Linked DNA regions of Mus musculus: region 1 is linked to region 2. A link is a loop called in an ENCODE intact Hi-C map of the cell type or tissue named here. Cell type or tissue: heart. All regions are shown on one strand. Each heading gives the region's core, and the rest is flanking DNA. Links, peaks and the distances in the headings are about the cores only.

Region 1 (4,386 bases), core at 219-4,218, 290 kb after region 2:
TGCTCTTAAAAAGGGCACATCCCTGGAATCCCAACGTTGGGAGGTGGAAATAGGAGATGTACAATTTTCACATCAGCTTGGGCTACTTAACTGGCTTAAAAAAATTGTGGGTTAGGGATATAGATCCTTTTAGAGTACTTGCCTAACCTCAAGATCCTAGGTTTGATTTCCAGAACTGGAGAAAAACAAGAGTATGAGTGGACTTTTAGACTTAAAGGTATTTCTTTGGTTTTGTTTTTTGTTTTTCCTAGCTGAGGGAGAAGAATATGCACGTTTACTTGCTGTTCCCTCCCCACATAGTCTTGTTAAGCAGAAGATAGACATGAAAAACGTCGGTAAAAGGGGAATCCCACAGACAGCTTGAGTCCTGTTCCTTGTTTAGATAGCCTGCCAGTCTATTGTAAAATCCTGGCCTCAGCCTTCAGTGTGAAACCTCAATTTTATTTTTTTTTTATTTTTTTTATTTTTTTAAAGATTTATTTATTGATTATATGTAAGTACACCGTAGCTGTCTTCAGACACTCCAGAAGAGGGCGTCAGATCTCGTTATGGATGGTTGTGAGCCACCATGTGGTTGCTGGTATTTGAACTCTGGACCTTTGGAAGAACAGTCGGGTGCTCTTACCCACTGAGCCATCTCACCAGCCCCCGAAACCTCAATTTTAAAAAGAAGAAAATGTCCTAAGGGAAGGTCATGAGATCAAATACAAGACCTTGAACAAATCTAACAAATGAATAGACAGTGTCTAGTTGAAAGCAATTCTGGCAAACATACAGGAGAATGGAGACATTTTAAGCCTCCTCAGCAGAGCACGACAAAGAGACAGTTATATAAACCCTGAGAGGGAGATAGCCTAGGCACTGAGCTGATCCACCCCACTCTCTCCCTGATGGCCTGTTCCTACTTTTGCTGATCTGCTTTTGTTTTGCTACAACTTTGTGTCTTGATGGGTGGTTCCTGAGAGGACCAGAATAGAGAAAAATTCCTTCTTAACACTCCCTAGGACTATGTATAGTTTCAAGTGTCCAGCACTTGACAGAGAAACTATTCATAAAATTAAAACAAACACACTTTTTATTTTGAGGCAGGGTCTCACGGAGTAGTAGTCTAGGCTGGTCTGAAGCTCAAACTCTTCCTTTGTCCTTTAAATGCTGGAATTGGCAGACTGCTTGTCAGCCAGAAATAGACTTTGTGCTCTCTCTTATATTCGTGACGTTTCATTTATATACCTTTTTGAACCTTATAAGAATTAATCCTCATAATCAGCTCGTGGGATTATTCATCATATTTAACATTTTCATAAACGAGAAAATTTTCCTTTCGTTTGCTGAGACAAGTTGTCTCCCTCCCTCTTTCTCCCTTTCCCTCATTTTTTGAGACACGGTCTCATGTAGCTCAAGCTGGGATTCAACTCCTGGCTGGCCTTGTGTGTGCTCTTTTCTTCTCTTTGAAAACAGTGTCTTTTCAGATTCCCTCATTGCATGGTTTTGTTTGGAGAGCATGCCTCGTGGGAGGCATACGGTGCCGTGTGTCTAGATTTGGCACACTTTCCTATCTTCTAGAACTCATCGCCTCTCGCAGGCGTCGTGGCTCCGCTACTCCGGAGAACCACGGGATTTGGACCACTGCAAACACCGTAGTCCCCGCCCCTCTTTTTTTTTTTTTTTCCCTGCCCCTTTGGGCTCGCAGAAGGCGCCCTCCGCCGCGCTGGAGGAGGCGGGGCTTACGGCTTAAGTCAGCAAGCTGCGATGGGATTGGTGGAGGCTTGAGACGACAGCGTCCTGTTTACCGGAAGTACTGCAGTTTTCCCCCTAGCTGGAGCCTCGGCCTGGGAGGTTGGAGAGCTGCCCCGGAAGTCATCTCCCGGTCCCCCGCCCGCGGCAGACATGGCGGTGGACTCGTCTATGGAGCTGCTATTTTTAGATACTTTTAAACATCCGAGCGCTGAGGTAAGGCCTCGCGACCCGATTTCGACACGGCCCCTCAGTTCCGGTACCCCTGCTGCGGAGTCGGGGGCCGTCCGGGCGGTGTCCTCCCTCAGTCGCGCGCGCGCGGGGGTCCTCTGGTCCACACCCCCTCCCCCAGCCCGGTGCGAGCCCGGTGGCCCTGGGCGGCGGCCCTGCCTTTCTCGGCTTTGATTTGGGGCCCGCGGCTTCAGTCGAGTCAGTCGCGCTGCTGACAGTTTGTCCTGTCAGCGTTGAGTCCTGCGGAGGGTCCTTGGTCTCAGGTGTACTTCGGGTGGGATGCAGGCGTGAGCTTGGGCATCTGGTTTTTGACAGTAGTGTCGGGTTCTGGATGCCCTCAGGGTACGGACTATCCAGGATCCTAAGTCCTCTTCTATCTCTCTTCTAACGGCGGTCTCATTGCTCAATTTGTCATAGCACTTCAATAGTTTGGGAAGGAATTCACCTATTAGGACATGACAGATCTACGAGAATCTCCTTTGCGTGGAGGACACTTGCGAATCATGCAGTATTGAAGGACTAAAGACTGTCATTAGAAAGCAAGTCTGTTGTTTTCAGGGGACGAAGGTGGGGTGTTGCGTAGTTTTGTGTACAGAATTACTTTAGCGTCCCTGAAAGGCCTTGGAATTCTTAAGTTGAATGTACTGAATGTAGCGAATTAACGAAGATTCGCAAAAATGAACTATAACGAAGTCCACAGAGAAATTCGGCTGCGAGGAAGAGAGAGTAAATGAACAAGCCTCATATTTGTTTGTTTCACCGGAAACCTAATCATTTCGAGAGTCATTCTTTGGGGATTGTCTTGTTTCTATGAAGACTGTATTCTTTTTTTTTTTTTTTTTTAAGATTTATTTATTTTATGTATGTGGGTACGCTGTCGCTGTCTTAAGACACACCAGAAGAGGGCATCAGATTCCTTGTGAGCCATCATGAGGTTGCTGGGACTTGAACTCAGGACCCCTGGAAGAGCAGTCAGTGCTCTTAACCGCTGAGCCATCTCTCCAACCCTACTGTACTCTTAATATGACAACATGAAAGTAGGGTAGAGTGTCTCCTATTCTTTCTCGGTTGTATGTCCTGGGTTTAGACCGTACCTAGGAAAACATAAGCATCTGAATGAGAAGAGATTTAAAATGTTCTCTTATGAAGTAATGAAATGAGTACGGCTGCATTTTCTTGAATAAATGAATGAGTGACTGCTGGGCTATGTAATTCCAGCCAGACTTGAGAAAACGCAAAATGGCTGCCAAACGCAAAATTGTTACCAGAACAAACATCTTTATGGAAGTAGAGAACAATAAAATTTAAAGAAAGAACCAGGCATGGCATTAATGTTTTTTATCCCAGTACTTGGGAAGCCCAGGTAGGCAGATCTTTGTGAGTTTGAGGCCAGTGAACTCTCATAGCAAGTTCCAGGACAGTCAGGGTTACATAGTAAGAGTCTGTCTTAAAACAATTTTTTTTGGAAGAAGCATACATACCTAGTACTAGTCTACCAAGCAATTTGTCATTCTTTCAGGCTTTTCTATCCTTCGTTCTTAGACAAAAATTAAGGATCCTAGGAAAACAGAGCAGGTTAAAAAAATACTCTCCGGGAGTGGTTGAAGGTTTAGAAAAAAAAAATCCCATTTGACTTTATCTTGGAAGAGTAGGGGTTTGTAAGAGGTATAGAAATGTTTGGTTCGAGTTAGAATATGTTGTGTAAAGAGGTACACTGGGAATCCTGTGAAGTTTACAGTCTTATCTCCAAAATGCCTAATCACTGGAGTGTAGAGGATGAATGGCATTAACTGAATCACAAAGCACACCTTAATCTCAGCACTTGGGAGGCAGAGGCAGGTGGATCTCTGTGATTTCTAGGCCAGCCTAATCTATAGAGTGAGTTCCAGGACAGCCAGGACTATGCAGAGAAACCCTGTCTAGCAAAACTAAACAAAAAAGCCAAAAAGCCCAACTTAGTTTACAAAACAAAAGGCACTAAAACCAAACAAAATTCTTTTTTTTTTTTTTGGACTGGGGCTAACTTGCAGTGTGAACTAGGGCTGGTTTAGAACTCAGAGATTCACCTACCTCAGCCTCCCTGGAACCAGGATTAAAGGTGGGTGCCACCATTCCCAGCCAAACAAAGTCCGTATTCAGTGTCTGATGTAGGACACTCTAGTTGATACTTATTTAGCTCTCTTTGTGAACATAAAGGTACAGAATTTTGGTGAGAGGCTATTCCTTTGTGAATATCAAGGGAGATTTCATTAACGCAAGTGACATATTAAGTTGATCTTGGTAAAATGGGAACTGTTTCTTTGATTGTGGGAAAGGAGGGCTGCTGTCGTCAGTCTTCTGTTAGGTTATGCCCAGACCAGCTGTATGAATTGATGCCTGACAGGCCATGTCTTGGAGCGCCTTAAATGTTCAAGAATAGTA
Region 2 (4,386 bases), core at 183-4,182:
GGTGTGCACCACCACTGCCAGCTTGCTATCTTAGTTTTCGTTGATTCAATCATTCTAATTTTGCTTTTCCTATGGCTACTCTGTTCACGTAATACTTAGATATGCCCACAGTACATTTTTAATGACGTACGTACACTAACTTATGCGGTTGGACTTATGATACTTAAGACCAATCCCATGTAAACGACAGCCCTCGTTTTCAGTGTATCCTGGCCAAGTTCACCTACATAGGCCACCAGTTGGCACTTTTAGGACAGTGTCTCACATAATCTAGGCTGGTCTTGAAGTCACTATGGAGCGGGGCTGTAGGCCATCAGTTTTACTTCCACTCAGATAACACACCTCTGCTTTCTTGCCATAACGGGTTAGATCTCAAGCTGTACAAGACGACAGCTCCAGCAAAGGGAGGTAACTCCCCCCCCCCCCCCCAGTCTTGATAAGCAATTATGGGTTGGGTGAACGCTCCTTAGGCCTAGACAAGGCACTGGGTCTCCTCTGATCCTGTCTACGTGTAAAGCTGGGAAAGTAAGCTTTAGCCGGTGTGAAGGACCATGCGAAGACCCGGGAAGTGTGACGAGGGCCTTCCTGGGCTCTTAACCACAGCGTGGCACAAAAGGCCCACCGCGGCCGGAGGCCTCCAGGTGCATCTCGGGAAGGGCCGGGCCGCGCGGCCGCTGTCCTTGGCGCCCTCGCACCGGCTCACTCCGGACCAGGATGGCTAAGCGCGGGACCGCCGGCCTGCGGGAGCCCTTCCTGCGCTTCCGCGGCCTGGGGGTGGTCTTTGTTCCCCAAGCGGCGTCGCGCCACGGGACTGTGTGTGCCGTGTCACCCGCAAGCCCGGCCTGAGGGTGCGCAGGGCGCCGAGAGGTAGTCGGAGCCCGGGGCTTAGGAGCGGCGCGGGGCGGCCCGCCACGTCCCGGCAGCGCTCGCAGGCGGGAGGCGCTCCCGCGCAGGCAGTTCGCGCGGGCTCCGCAGGGCGCGCTGGCTGCCGGGCAGGGCCGGGGCGGGGCGCGGCGCGGCGCGGCGCGGCCCGGGCGCGCACGTGGTGCGGACCGTCCTGCTCTCCGGCCAGGTCCCCAGAGCCTCGGCGCTCGTGCGTGCGGACGGGGAGGGCGCCCGCTGGAGTCCCGAGAGGTGGTCAGCGCCCGGAACAGGCGTCTGAGGAGAAAGGCAGCGCGCGGCGCCAATATTTCCCGCGCGGGCTCTGGGAGGGAGCCGTAGGCAAGAGCGGAGTGGCCGCTCGGCGGCGCGCGGGGACAAGGCTCCCACGTACCTCGTCCGGCCGCGCTGAGGCACCTTCCTGTGCGCCGCCGCCCGCTCGTCGCCCGGCGGATGGCTCCGGCTCCGCACGTGGCGGGCGGCGCGCTCCGGCGTGTTTACATTCTGCGGCCGCTCCACGTTGTGCTGCCGTCCTCTCCTGCCATTGGCCGGCTCCTCCCGGAGGGGTGGGCCCTAGGCTCCCGCTCCCCGTGCCTCTGAGGAGACTTGGGGTTCCCCACCCCAGCCCTCCCAAGGCCTCTGCCAAAACGCGGAGCCGAACCGTAGCCTGACACTCCGAGATCTAAGAGCCACCGTGAGGGGGCCCGGCGCGAACTGGAAGGCGTGCGGGAGCCTGTGGTGGGCAACCAGCATGGGGGAGGAGCCTCTGAGCCGTGCAGCCGCGGCGCGCGCAGGTGAAGCGCCGAGAGGGGCGGAGGAGCACGGTCCAGGAGGGCAGCCGTACGGCCACTCGGCGCCCGCCCGCCCGCCAGCCCGTCCGCGCGCACTGAGGGCAGGGCGCGGCGCGCGCGGGCGAGCTGGGCGGGCGCGGGTGGGGGAGGGGAAGGCGCCGGCCGAGGTGTCAGTCTGCGGCGCATGCGTGCGGGGCGGTCCGGGCCCGGCCTATATATTGAGTTGGCGCCGGCGCCAGCTGAGCCGAGCTGTGGAGGGTCTGGCGGTGAGGAGGTATTGGGGACAGGGGCATGCGGGAGCTAAGGGAACCACGTCTGGCGGGAGCCATGGGAGAGGAAAAATGGGGGGCGGGGGTGGGACAAGAAGTAGGAGACTGGAATTCAGGGGTTCCCGAGGTTGGTCCCTGTCAGGATTCTTGTCAGGAGGCCAAGCAGAGGCAGGGGATGGAGTGTGTCCCCAAATGAGAGGCCACGGCAAAGCTTCTCTGGGAGCTTCTCTGTCCATCCTCACTTGGGGAAGGTCTCCCGCGCGAGAGGATTAAGGTGGGATCACTTCACGGAGAGATTCTTAAGCACGGTTTTCTCCTTTAATTCCCCCCCCCCTTTCCTTCTGCTCTTCTGGAATTGGGGTCCCGTCACCCCTGCAAGCGACACTGCCCGCCGGGTGGGGCTGGGAAGGAGGGAAAGGAGCCTGGAGGACGTGACACCAGAAGGTTCCCTCCACCCCCTGCTTCCCCGCCACAGCCGCTCTCCAAATTGGCGCGGAACCGGCTTCTCCACAGCCCGCTCTTGGAGGCTCGTCCAGGCGCCTGGCGGCCGAGGCCAGGACGTGCCTTTCCCACCCTGGTTGTCCTGGGGAGTGCATGAATGGCCCAGATGATCATCTAAGGGTGCTAGGGGACTTTGCAAATTCCTGAACGCACTCGCGTTCCCAGTGTACAGTTAAGGAAATGAAAGCATGAATGTAAAATTACTGAGATAGCGAGTGTATTTCAGAAAATAGTGCAGTGTTTTATTTTTAAAGGTTTAGGCCACCTTCTAGTAACGTTAGTTGGTAACTTCTGAATCAGTTTTAATTTGGAACTTGAAGATTATGGATGACTATGTTCTTGATTTTGTTTTTCTTCTCCCCTATTTAGAGGTTTCATAGTCCTTGAAGAGAATGTCAAGACGCAGGTAACAGTGTTAGTCTTGGAGACATGTTTCAAAATTAGCTGCTGCTTTTGAAATATATGACGTACTAATTAAGCTTCCTTTCTACAATTCATCACAGTAGCCGTTTACAAGCTAAGCAACATGCCCAGCCCAACCAGCCAGACTCTCCGCAAGAAACCCAGATAATTCAGGCCAAGAAGAGAAAAACAGCACAGGTGATTTAAGGAAAAAGAGGGAGAAAGGGAAAAATATTCCTTGCTGAAACCTTAGTTTACATGTTCTTTTCTATTCTTCAGGATGTCAAAAAAAGAAAAGAGGAGATCACCAAGAAGCATCAGTATGAGATTAGGGTAATGCAGAACTGGACAGGGTGGGCTGGGGAAGAATAAGAGTGGAATCATGTGTTATTGCCTTATAGTGGGAAGATTCTGATACTTTAGAGGTGAACTTGAAGGAGGTTCATATAAGCCTGAGTCCTACAGCTGCAGTGTAGATGGCTTAGAAGCAGCTGGTTCCCTTTGGTAAATCCCTCCCTTTTGGAGCTGGCTGGTATACTAGGTCTGCCTATATACTGCTCTTTGTTCATTTTCAGACTACAGTGGAGGGCCCTAATAGCTAATGAGTGGCATAAAAAGGATGTGAGATCACTGTCAGTTTGGCAACCCGGCTTTGGGATCCCTTCCTATGTGTTTACTTGGAGATGGTAATTCTTTCAAAAAGATTCTCTAAGTGATTCCACTTGACTAAATTTTTTGATGTTTTCACATTCAAGTATTAGAAAACACGTTAAAAAGAGCTATTTTTTAAAAAAGTATCCTTGCTAGAATTTCTAGATTCAGAGAACTAGTCTTAAAATTATTTCACTTTACATTAAAATGCATGTTATTATTTCAGTACATTAAGTATTGTATTACCTTGTATTACCAGGCTTCGTTATCTAACTTAAGAAGACTAATATGAATTATATGGCTTTAAAAATAAAATACAGGGCTGGGCGTGGTGGCGCATGCCTTTAATCCCAGCACTTGGGAGGCAGAGGCCAGCCTGGTCTACAGAGTGAGTTCCAGGACAGCCAGGGATACACAGAGAAACCCTGTCTCGAAAAAAACAAAACACAAAACAAAAATAAAATACGAACATCAAATTGGCTATCATTTGAAATTGTAGAACAAAAGCCAAGGTTTCTTAATGCACTAACAAGTTTTTCTCTTTCTGTTTTGAAATGACAGAATTGTTGGCCACCTGTACTGTCTGGAGGAATCAGCCCTTGCATTATCATTGAAACACCCCATAAAGAAATAGGAACAAGTGACTTCTCTAGATTTACAAATTACAGATTTAAAAATCTTTTTATTAATCCCTCACCTCTGCCAGATTTAAGGTAAAGAAAATTTTTTAGTAACTTTATGCTAAACATTAAAAGTGGTAGAATTAAAGCAATGCCAGGTATTTTCTTTTGACTTTAATATAAAATATGGAAACTTGATTTTGGGGGGGGGGTTTGTTTGTCTTTTAGTGCTTCACTTACTGAAAGTAAGCATGTATCATTCTACATGAGATA

Evidence for each region. A loop is a pair of places that touch in the nucleus more often than their neighbours do. Peaks named below come from ENCODE experiments on the same cell type or tissue, not always from the same donor. Only the 100,000 strongest peaks of a DNase experiment are listed, where the experiment ranks them.
Region 1: a loop joins it to region 2, with 2.9 times the contacts of the local background. A loop is called at or near these places in 1 of 42 quality-filtered maps.

The regions. Positions count from the first base shown.
Region 1 is chr4:11,484,156-11,488,541 of GRCm38, forward strand. Virma (vir like m6A methyltransferase associated) reads left to right here and starts at 1,803. Exons shown (of 24, transcript NM_001347055.1): 1 at 1,803-1,950. The coding sequence starts at 1,888. In heart, for the core only: CTCF peaks have their summits at 1,846 and 2,873 (motif pointing right); a DNase peak (open chromatin) is centred at 1,746; H3K4me3 peaks cover 1,840 bases; H3K27ac peaks cover 1,933 bases.
Region 2 is chr4:11,189,872-11,194,257 of GRCm38, forward strand. It overlaps Ccne2 (cyclin E2), which reads left to right and starts at 1,838. Exons shown (of 12, transcript NM_001282943.1): 1 at 1,838-1,944; 2 at 2,810-2,846; 3 at 2,944-3,040; 4 at 3,122-3,175; 5 at 4,055-4,206. The coding sequence starts at 2,833. It overlaps A630034I12Rik (a long non-coding RNA gene), which reads right to left and starts at 1,359. Exons shown (of 3, transcript XR_001784240.1): 1 at 1,274-1,359. In heart, for the core only: CTCF peaks have their summits at 1,217 and 2,493; DNase peaks (open chromatin) are centred at 700, 1,620, 1,740 and 2,400; H3K4me3 peaks cover 3,368 bases; H3K27ac peaks cover 3,090 bases.